2 separate regions of the Homo sapiens genome follow, and region 1 is linked to region 2. The links are chromatin loops, found by intact Hi-C in ENCODE. Cell type or tissue: K562. All regions are shown on one strand.

The links. Hi-C counts contacts between places; a loop is a spot of excess contacts. Peaks named below come from ENCODE experiments on the same cell type or tissue, not always from the same donor. Only the 100,000 strongest peaks of a DNase experiment are listed, where the experiment ranks them.
Region 1: it touches region 2 in a loop (8-fold over the local background); 6 of 110 quality-filtered maps call a loop at or near these places.

What each region holds. Positions count from the first base shown.
Region 1 is chr16:10,498,408-10,503,407 of GRCh38, reverse strand. No RefSeq gene overlaps it. Among named protein-coding and RNA genes, the nearest start is that of LINC01290, 27 kb to the left of the region's middle. In K562, a CTCF peak has its summit at 2,228; a DNase peak (open chromatin) is centred at 2,187.
Region 2 is chr16:10,359,767-10,364,766 of GRCh38, reverse strand. No RefSeq gene overlaps it. Among named protein-coding and RNA genes, the nearest start is that of ATF7IP2, 24 kb to the left of the region's middle. In K562, no CTCF peak of the experiment used is centred here; a DNase peak (open chromatin) is centred at 2,226.

The DNA.
Region 1 (5,000 bases), 140 kb before region 2:
CCTGTAATCCCAGCACTTTAGGAGGCCGAGGCCGGTGGATCACAAGGTGAGGAGGTTGAGACCAGCCTGGCCAATATGGTGAAACCCCATCTCTACTAAAAATACAAAAATTAGCCAGGCATGGTGGCAGGCACCTGTAGTCCCAGCTACTCGGGAGGCTGAGACAGAAGAATTGCTTGAACCCGGGAGGCAGAGGTTTCAGTGAGCTGAGATCACACCCCCGCACTCCAGCCTGGGTGACAGAGCGAGACTCTGTCTCAATTTAAAAAAAAAAAAAAAAAGACTACTCCATAGGCAGAGCAGTGGCATGGGTTGGTCAAATGGGAATACTTACAGTTATTTCTCAATTATATGCTAAACAAGGGGTAGATTATTCATGAGTTTTCTGGGAATTCCTGAAACTGAGGGTTCCTTCCCCTTTTAGACCATATAGGGTAATTCCTTGGCGTTGCCATGGCATTTGTAAACTGTCACGGTGTTGGTGGAGTGTCTTTTAGCATGCTAATGTGTTATAATTAGCGTATAATGAGTGATGAGGGTGACCAGAGGCCACTTTCGTGGTCCTCTTGTTTCTGGTGGGGTTTTGGCCAGCTTCTTTAACGCATGCTGCTTTTTGTTTTTGTTTTTTTTTTTTTCTTTTTTTGGAGACCAAGTCTCGCTCTCGCCCAGGCTGGAGTGCTGTGGCGCGATCTCGGCTCACTGCAGGCTCTGCCCCTCTGGGTTCACGCCATTCTCCTGCCTCAGCCTCCCGAGTAGCTGGGACTACAGGCGCCCGCCACCTCGCCCGGCTAATATTTTGTATTTTTAGTAGAGACGGGGTTTCACCGTGTTAGCCAGGATGGTCTCGATCCTCTGACGTCGTGATCCGCCCGCCTCGGCCTCCAGAAGTGCTGGGATTACAGGTGTGAGCCACCGCGCCTGGCCCTAGTGCATGCTGTTTTAACAGCCAGGTCTTTGTGACCTGTATCTTGTGCTGACCTATCTCATCCTGTGACTAAGAGTGCCTTAACCTCCTGGGAATGCAGCCCAGTAGGTCTCAGTCTCATTTTACCCAGCCCCTGTTCAAGATGGGGTTGCTCTGTTTCATACATCTCTGACACAGACACAGAATTTCATCAGATTTAAAATTTTGCCTCACTTTATTGACAATAAAAAACCAGTGATGGGGAAGGCACACGCCATTCTCTGTTGGAAGTGTGGAGTGGTGAAGCCTTGAGAGCAATCTGTCAGGATTCTACACCGATAACTGCCCTGAAAAGCCTGGAAGAAAATATACCCAACTGGTAAGAGTAGTTGCCTCCTCAGCAGAAATGTTCCCAGACCAAACTGAGGGTCGGGCTGCTTATTCCAGTGGCCCAATAACAACATGCAGATGAACTGGGAAAGGAGGGAATTTTTATTTGGGTAACTGGTTACAGGGAGAAGACCTGGAAAATATCACCAGACTAACTCAAAATTAGAAAGTTTTCCAGTGCTTATATACCTTCTAACCTATATGTCTACATGTAAGTCTACATTCATCTGAAGACATAAGTGATTAACTTTTTTTCTTTTTTCTTTTTTTTTTTTTTGAGACAGAGTCTTGCTCTGTCACCCAGGCTGGAGTACAGGAGCGCTATCTTGGCTCACTGCAACCTCTGCCTCCTAGGTTCAAGTGATTTTCCTGCCTCAGCCACCCAAGCAGCTGTGATTACAGGCACGTGCCACCATGCCCGGCTAATTTTTGCATTTTTAGTAGAGACAGGGTTTCACCATGTTGGCCAGGCTGGTCTCCAACTCCTGAACTCAGGTAATGCACCCACCTCAGCCTCCCAAAGTGCTGGGATTACAGGCTTGAGCCACCGCACCCAGCTAACTTCTTTTAATCTATAACTAAGGTCTCAATCCTGAAGACCTTCCTCTATAAATTTACTTAATCTAAATGGCTCCAGGTGCTGGGGTGATTACCCTTATCTTGTCTCCTGCTAAATCATGGAGGTTTGGGGAATTCCTTCAGACCTGATGGGACAAGAGTACCACCATCTTAACAAGACTCCACCACCTTAAACTATCAAGTTTCCATTTCTCAGAACTGTCCATTGCCACCTGACCAAACTGCAAAAGTCAGCCCCACCTATATCTTCAACAGAGCATAACAACCCTAAGCAAGCTTATCAAAGTCCCCAGCAGTCCCAACCAGCCAGCACTCCCCTAACCCCTCCCCCATAGGAACCACACCCAGAGCACACTGCCCCCACTGGGCCCTTTTTAAATGCCTCAGGCTGTAAGAGAAGTTTGCTCCTGATCCTGCCAGCCAGAAGCCCTTCTCAGGTTTACTCTCAATAAACCAGTCTCAAGTGTTTGAGCCACTCTCTTGTTTCGTCTTCCTTCTCTTCTCTCCCACTGCTCTAACAGGACCCCCAATAAACTTCTTCATTGGAGGCCTGGGGAGTTTTTTCAGACCCCCAATGAAACTTGTTTAATCCTAAACAGGTCCCATTAAGAATTCCTTCGTTATCTTGTCATGCTTTATAAGGCCCAGGAAAAGCCTAGGCAAAACTCTTGGTGGACTTTTGTTACATTCCAGCCTTTGAATAAGGGCACTGGCTCTCTCAGCTTTTAACCACTCAGTCAGTGCTGAGACAGTTATGGAGGCCTATGTTAATGAGACCTGGCCTGCCATGGAAAGTCTGAGTTGGGAGTGACTGGTGCTAAAATGAGACTTTTGATTTTTTTTTAAGTGCTATATTTATAAAATAATTTTCTATTGGGAATATGTTCACATATTGTGATTTTTTTGAGAAGAGGCTGCTGGGTGCGGTGGCTCACGCCTGTAATCCTAGCACTTTGGGAGGCTGAGGTGGGCGGATCACAAGGTCAGGAGATCCTGGCTAACACGGTGAAATCCCGTCTCTACTAAAAATGCAAAGAAATTAGCTGGGCATGGTGGCAGGCACCTGTAGTCCCAGCTATTTGGGAGGCTGAGGCAGGAGAATGGCATGAACCTGGGAGGTGGAGCTTGAAGTGAGCTGAGATCGTGCCACTGCACTCCAGCCTGGGCAACAGAGCGAGACTCTGTCTCAAAACAAAAAAAAAAAAAAAAGAGAGAGAGGCCAAGCACATCTGTCATCCCAGAAAATTAAGAGTCCGAGGCAGGTGGATTGCTTGAGCTCAGGAGTTCAAGATCAGCCTGGCCAACATGGTGAAACCGCATCTCTACAAAAAATATAAAAATTAGCTGGGCACGGTGGTGCGCACCTGTAATTCCAGCTACTTGGCGGGTGAAAGGTTTCCTTGAGCCTGGGAGGTCAAAGCTACAGTGAGCCAAGATTGTACCACTGCACTCCAGCCGGGGCAACAGAGTGAGACACCCTGTCTCAAAAACAAATAAATAAAATATATATATATATTTAATTTATATATATCTTTATATTATATAAAAATATAACATTACATATATTATATATCAACAGAAGATGGCAAATCACTCAGAAGTAGTCCTGGAGATAAATATATATATCATTTATTTTTATATATAAAAATAAATAACAGATATATATCTTTATTATATATAATATATAAAAATCCCAACATATATAATATATATATGTGTTATCTATTATATATTATATAAAAATCCCAACATATAGAATAATAATATAATATATAATATATATTTATATATAATATATTTATAATATATAATATATATTTATATATAATATATTTATAATATATAATATATATTTATATATAATATATTTATAATATATAATATATATTTATATATAATATATTTATAATATATAATATATATTTATATATAATATATTTATAATATATAATATATATTTATATATAATATATTTATAATATATAATATATATTTATATATAATATATTTATAATATATAATATATATTTATATATAATATATTTATAATATATAATATATATTTATATATAATATATTTATAATATATAATATATATTTATATATAATATATTTATAATATATAATATATATTTATATATAATATATTTATAATATATAATATATATTTATATATAATATATTTATAATATATAATATATATTTATATATAATATATTTATAATATATATTTATATATAATATATTTATAATATATATTTATAATATATAATATATTTATAATATATATTTATAATATATAATATATTTATAATATATATTTATAATATATAATATATTTATAATATATATTTATAATATATAATATATTTATAATATATATTTATAATATATAATATATTTATAATATATATTTATAATATATAATATATTTATAATATATATTTATAATATATAATATATTTATAATATATATTTATAATATATATTTATAATATATTTATAATATATATTTATAATATATATTTATAATATATATTTATAATATATATTTATAATATATATTTATAATATATATTATAAATATATATTTATAATATATATTTATAATATATAATATATTTATAATATATATTTATAATATATATTTATAATATATAATATATTTATAATATATATTTATAATATATATTTATAATATATATTTATAATATATAATATATTTATAATATATATTTATAATATATAATATATTTATAATATATATTTATAATATATAATATATTTATAATATATATTTATAATATATAATATATTTATAATGTAATATATATTTATAATATATATATAATATATATAATATATATTATATATAATTATATATATATAAATTATATATATATAAAATAGATAATATATATTATATATATAATTCAATGATATATATCTTTATATATTATGTATAGTTATATATCTTCTATTTTTATAAATAAAATAAGAGATATATAATTATATATTTTATTTATTTTTATTATATATAAAATACATAAGTGATATATAATAAGTGCTATGTAAAATAAATGATATATGTTATATAATATATATCTTTTATTTATTTTTATTATAT
Region 2 (5,000 bases):
AGAAACTCCATCTCAATAAATAAATAAATTGGAAAGGAAATGAACACCAGCTGTAAGAAAACAAACCCTAAGGTCAAGATTACAAACTGTAGTGGCCAGGGGCGGTGGCTCATGCCTGTAATCCCAACACTTTGGGAAGCTGAGGCGGGCAGATCACCTGAGGTCAGGAGTTGGGAGACCAGCCTGACCAACATGGAGAAACCCCATCTTTACTAAAAATACAAAAATTAGCCGGGTGTTGTGGCACACGCCTGTGATCCCAGCTGCTCAGGAAGCTGAGGCAGGAGAATTGCTTGAACCCAGGAGGTGGAGGTTGCGGTGAGCTGAGATCACGCCACTGCACTCTAGCCTGGGCAACAAGGTTGAAACTCTATCTTAAAAAAAAAAAAAAAAAAAAAAAAAAGGAATACAATCTCTAACAGATTAAATTGTTAAATTAGTCTTGTATAGAAAACTTTATAATCCTCAGACCAGGCTTGGTGGCTCACTCCTGTAATCCCAGCACTTTGGGAGGCTGAGACGGGCAGATCATGAGGTCAGGAGTTCGAGACCAGCCTGGCCAACATGGTGAAATCCCGTCTCTACTAAAAATACAAAAATTAGTCAGGCATGGTCATGGGCACCTGTAATCCCAGCTACTCCTTGAATCTGGGAGGTGAAGGTTGCAGTGAGCTGAGATCATGCTTTTGCACTCCAGCCTGGGCGACAAGAGCAAAAAACTCCATCTCAAAAAAAAATAAAAAGAAAAGAAAACATAATCCTGTTAATTTCCTTTGTTTTCTGTGTATGTGAGCAAGAACTTAGCTTTTAACTTGAGTACACTGATTCCATTTTCTCTAGTGCTCATGTCTCCAGACAAGAAAATGACTGCCCTCTTGGGTTTTAGACTTTCATGGGGCCTGCAGCCCTTTTATTTTGGCCAATTTCTCCCATTTGGAATGGGAACAATTAACGAATGCCTGTACCCCCATTGCATCTTGGAAATAACTAACTTGCTTTGTATTTTACAGGCTCCTAGGCAGAAGGGACTTGCCTTGTCTCTGATGAGACTTTGGAGTCACACTTTTGGGCTAATACTAGAATGAGGTAAGACTTTGGGGGACTGTTTCCTTTCCATGTTTTTTTTTTTTTTCCTCAAGATGTCGCCCAGGGTAGAGTGCAGTGGCGGGATCTCGGCTCACTGCAACCTCCACCTTCCGGGTTCAAGCAATTCTCCTGCCTCAGCCTCCTAAGTAGTTGGGATTACAGGGGCATGCTACCACGTTTGGCTAATTTTTATATTTTTAGTAGAGACGGGGTTTCACCATATTGGTCAAGCTTGTCTTGAACTCCTGACCTCAGGTGATCCACCCAGCTTGGCCTCCCAAAGTGCTGGGATTACAGGCATGAGCCACCATACTTGGCCTCCTTTCCAATTTAAAAGAGTATATTTAACATTCCATCTTAGACATTGTGATAGCTGTGAAGTCTTTGTGTGAGAAAGGTTTATTCAAGTGAAAAGCCATTCCCAGCTTTTCACTTGAATAAACTCTTTAAAACTGGATTTTAAGCCTTTCAATTATTTCAGGTTGACATAACTAAATAGAACAAGATTATATACTCTTAGAATGCATTCAGACTGTGAACTATAAAATTACTCCATTCTTGTTAAAGCTTTACTTTTGGGGAATTCACATCAATGGGTATCAGAGCTAGGCACAGTGATGTGGTTAAAAGAAAGGCGCCTCGGCTGGGCACAGTGGCTCATGACTGTAATCCCAGTACTTTGGGAGGCCGAGGTGGGCAGATCACCTGGGGTCAGAAGTTTGAGACCAGCCTGGCCAATGTAGTGAAACCCTGTCTCTACTAAAAATACAAAAATTAGTCAGGCATGGTGGTGGGAGCCTATAATACCAGCTACTCGAGAGGCTGAGGCAGGAGAATCGCTTAAACCTGGGGTGTGGGGCAGAGGTTGCAGTGAGCTGAGATCGAGCCATTGCACTCCAGTCTGGGTGACAGAGGGAGACTCTGTCCCAAAAAAAAAAAAAAACAAAAACAGAAAAAAGAAAATAAAAAAAAAGAAAGGTGCCTCACCACAGATGGTGTTGCAGACTATGTCTTTGATAACATAGTTTATGGAAATATTTACAGAGTGAAAATTACGCAAATGGGTAAAGGTACAATGTTCCTAGCTCCCTGGACTCCCCACATGACTGTGAGAGAGGAGACAGGGGCTGGTTAGGCAGATAAGAGGCGGAGGACCTCAGAAGAAAGATAATGCCTACAGGAATGCACCCGCAACCACCCCTGTTATACAGCTAGCAGATGGAAATGTGGTTAAGAACTTCCTCTTTTACTAGAATTTTTGCTCAAAAGGATGTTTGTCCCGACTTAGACACAGGCACAATAAATCAACTAAATGTCCTTAACCTGACCCAAGCTCATTATAATATCATTAATATGACATCTGCAGTGCAGTTTTACCCCCCCTCAGTGGGCTTTTCTGTGGTGCTTATGGCTAATAACTAACATGGAGTAACTATAGAGAAGAACGCACCTGCGCACTAACAACTGGGACCAGGAAGCAGCCAGGAAGCAGAGGTTTGTGTACGATGCAAATGAGAAAAACACCCCTAGAAAGGAAGGATACAAGCCCCTGGGAAGGCTGGGCATGGTGGCTCACACCTGTAATTCCAGCACTTTGTGAGGCTGAGGCAGGCAGATTGCTTGAGGTCGGGAGTTCGAGACCAGCCTGGCCAACATGGTGAAATCCCGTCTCTATCAAAAATACAAAAATTAGCCAGGCGTGGTGGTGCATGTCTGTAATCACAGCTACTTGGGAGGCTGAGGCAGGATAATCGCTTGAACCTGGGAGACGGAGGTTGCAATGAGCCGAGATCGTGACATTGCACTCCAGCCTGGGCAACAGAGCAAGACTCCATCTCAAAAAACAAAACAAAACAAAACAAAACACCCTGGGGCTGACCTTGTTGGTGGCAACCCACTTTCAGGACCCCTGTCTTTACTGAGAACTTTCTGTTGCTTAATAAAACTCTACTCTGTGCCAGGCATGGTGGCTCATGCCTGTAATCCCAGCAATTTGGGAGGCCAAGGCAGGTGGATCACCTGAAGTCAGTAGTTCGAGACCAGCCTGGCCAACATGGTGAAACCCTCTCTGTACTAAAAACACAAAAATTAGCTGGGCATGGTGGCAGGTGCCTGTAATCCCAGCTACTCAGAAGGCTGAAGCAGGAGAATCGTTTGAACTCGGGAAGCAGAGGTTGCAGTGAGCCGAGATCGTGTCATTGCACTCCAGCCTGGGTGACAAGAGTGAAACTGTCTCAAAAAACAAAAAAACAAAAAAACAAAAAAACTCTACTCTGCCTTACCTACCCTCCTGTGTCCAATAAGGAAACTGTGACAATTGTATCAGTACCAAACATAAGGCCCAAGTGGAGTGATGAGTCCAGCAGGAGAACACTGCTTTTCCCCCTTGTATTAGTCCATTCTCACACTGCTATGAATATACTACCTGAGACTGGGTAATTTATAAAGAAAGGAGGTTTAATTGACTTATAGTTCTGCATGTCTGGAAGGGTTTGGGAAATGTACAATCATGGCGGAAGGTGAAGGGGAAGCAAGGCACCTCTTACATGGTGTCAGGAAAGAGAGCGAGTGCAGGGGAAACTGCCACATTTTTTGTTTGTTTGTTTTGTTTGAGATGGAGTCTCGCTCTGTCACCCAGGCTGGAGTGCAGTGGTGCTATCTTGGTTCACTGCAACCTCCGCCCCCTAGGTTCAAAGGATTCTCCTGCCTCAGCTTCCCGAGTAGCTGGGACTACAGGCACGTGCCACCGTGCCCAGCTAATTTTTTGTATTTTTAGTAGAGACGGTGTTTCACCTTGTTAGCCAGGATGGTCTCGATCTCCTGATCTTGTGATCTGCCCACCTTAGCCTCCCAAAGTGCTGGGATTACAGGTGTGAGCCACTGCGCCTGGCCGAAACTGCCACTTTTAAAGCATCAGATCTCATGAGAATTCTCTATCATAAGAACGGCATGGGGGAAACCGTCCCCACAATCCAATCACCTCCCACCGGATCCCTCTCTTGACACGTGGGGATTACAATTTCAGAAGAGATTTGAGTGGGGACACAGAGGCAAACCATATCACCCCTCCAGATTTCGGAGAGATTTTGCATATTTATGGTCCCTCCCTGGAGGGAATAGACTTAGGTTATCTATCTGCCTGTTTACTATATGCTTGTTATCAGTCTCCCGTCTGCAGTGTGTTGATGGGAAACGTTGACATGACTTGATGCTCATCAGTCTAGTAGCCAGCACAAACAAACTCAGCATATTCCTGGCCATTTACTTGAAGGGATCAAAGGCTAGTCTCCAAGATGCTTACATCAGAAGTAGGCTCTGTATCTGAGGTCCGTTTCTGCTTAGATTATTTCAAATATTTTACTAAAGTGAGACTTTGCTTCGATATTTGTTTCCATCATATGAGTTCAAGTTTGAGTCATTCCAAAATTTTTTTCTTTTTTAATGAAGTCAACTTTATGGATGTAAAAATTACATAAAGCAAAAGGCACATATTTTAAGTGTACAATGAGTTTGGAGAAGTATAGACATTGTCATACCAAAGATGAACTTCCATCACCATCCCCACATTCCCTTATGCCCTTTGCAATCATCCCCCAACCACTGATCACCAACCCCATAAAACTCATCTTCTTTCAATTAAAATGTATTAGTTGCCTTGTTTTAGAATTTATTCTAAGTGGGATTATGCAGTACTGTATTTTAAAATTATTGTTCTTTTCTTCAGCATAACTTCTTTTCTTTTTTTTTTAAGAGTTGGGATCTCTGTCATCCAGAGCACAGTGGTGCAATCATAGCTCACTGCAGTCTCCAACTCTGGGGCTCAAGCGATTCTCCCTCAACCTCCCATGTAGCTGGGATTACAGGCACTCCCCACTGTGCCTGGCTTCTTTTTTACTTTTTGGTATCAAAAATAC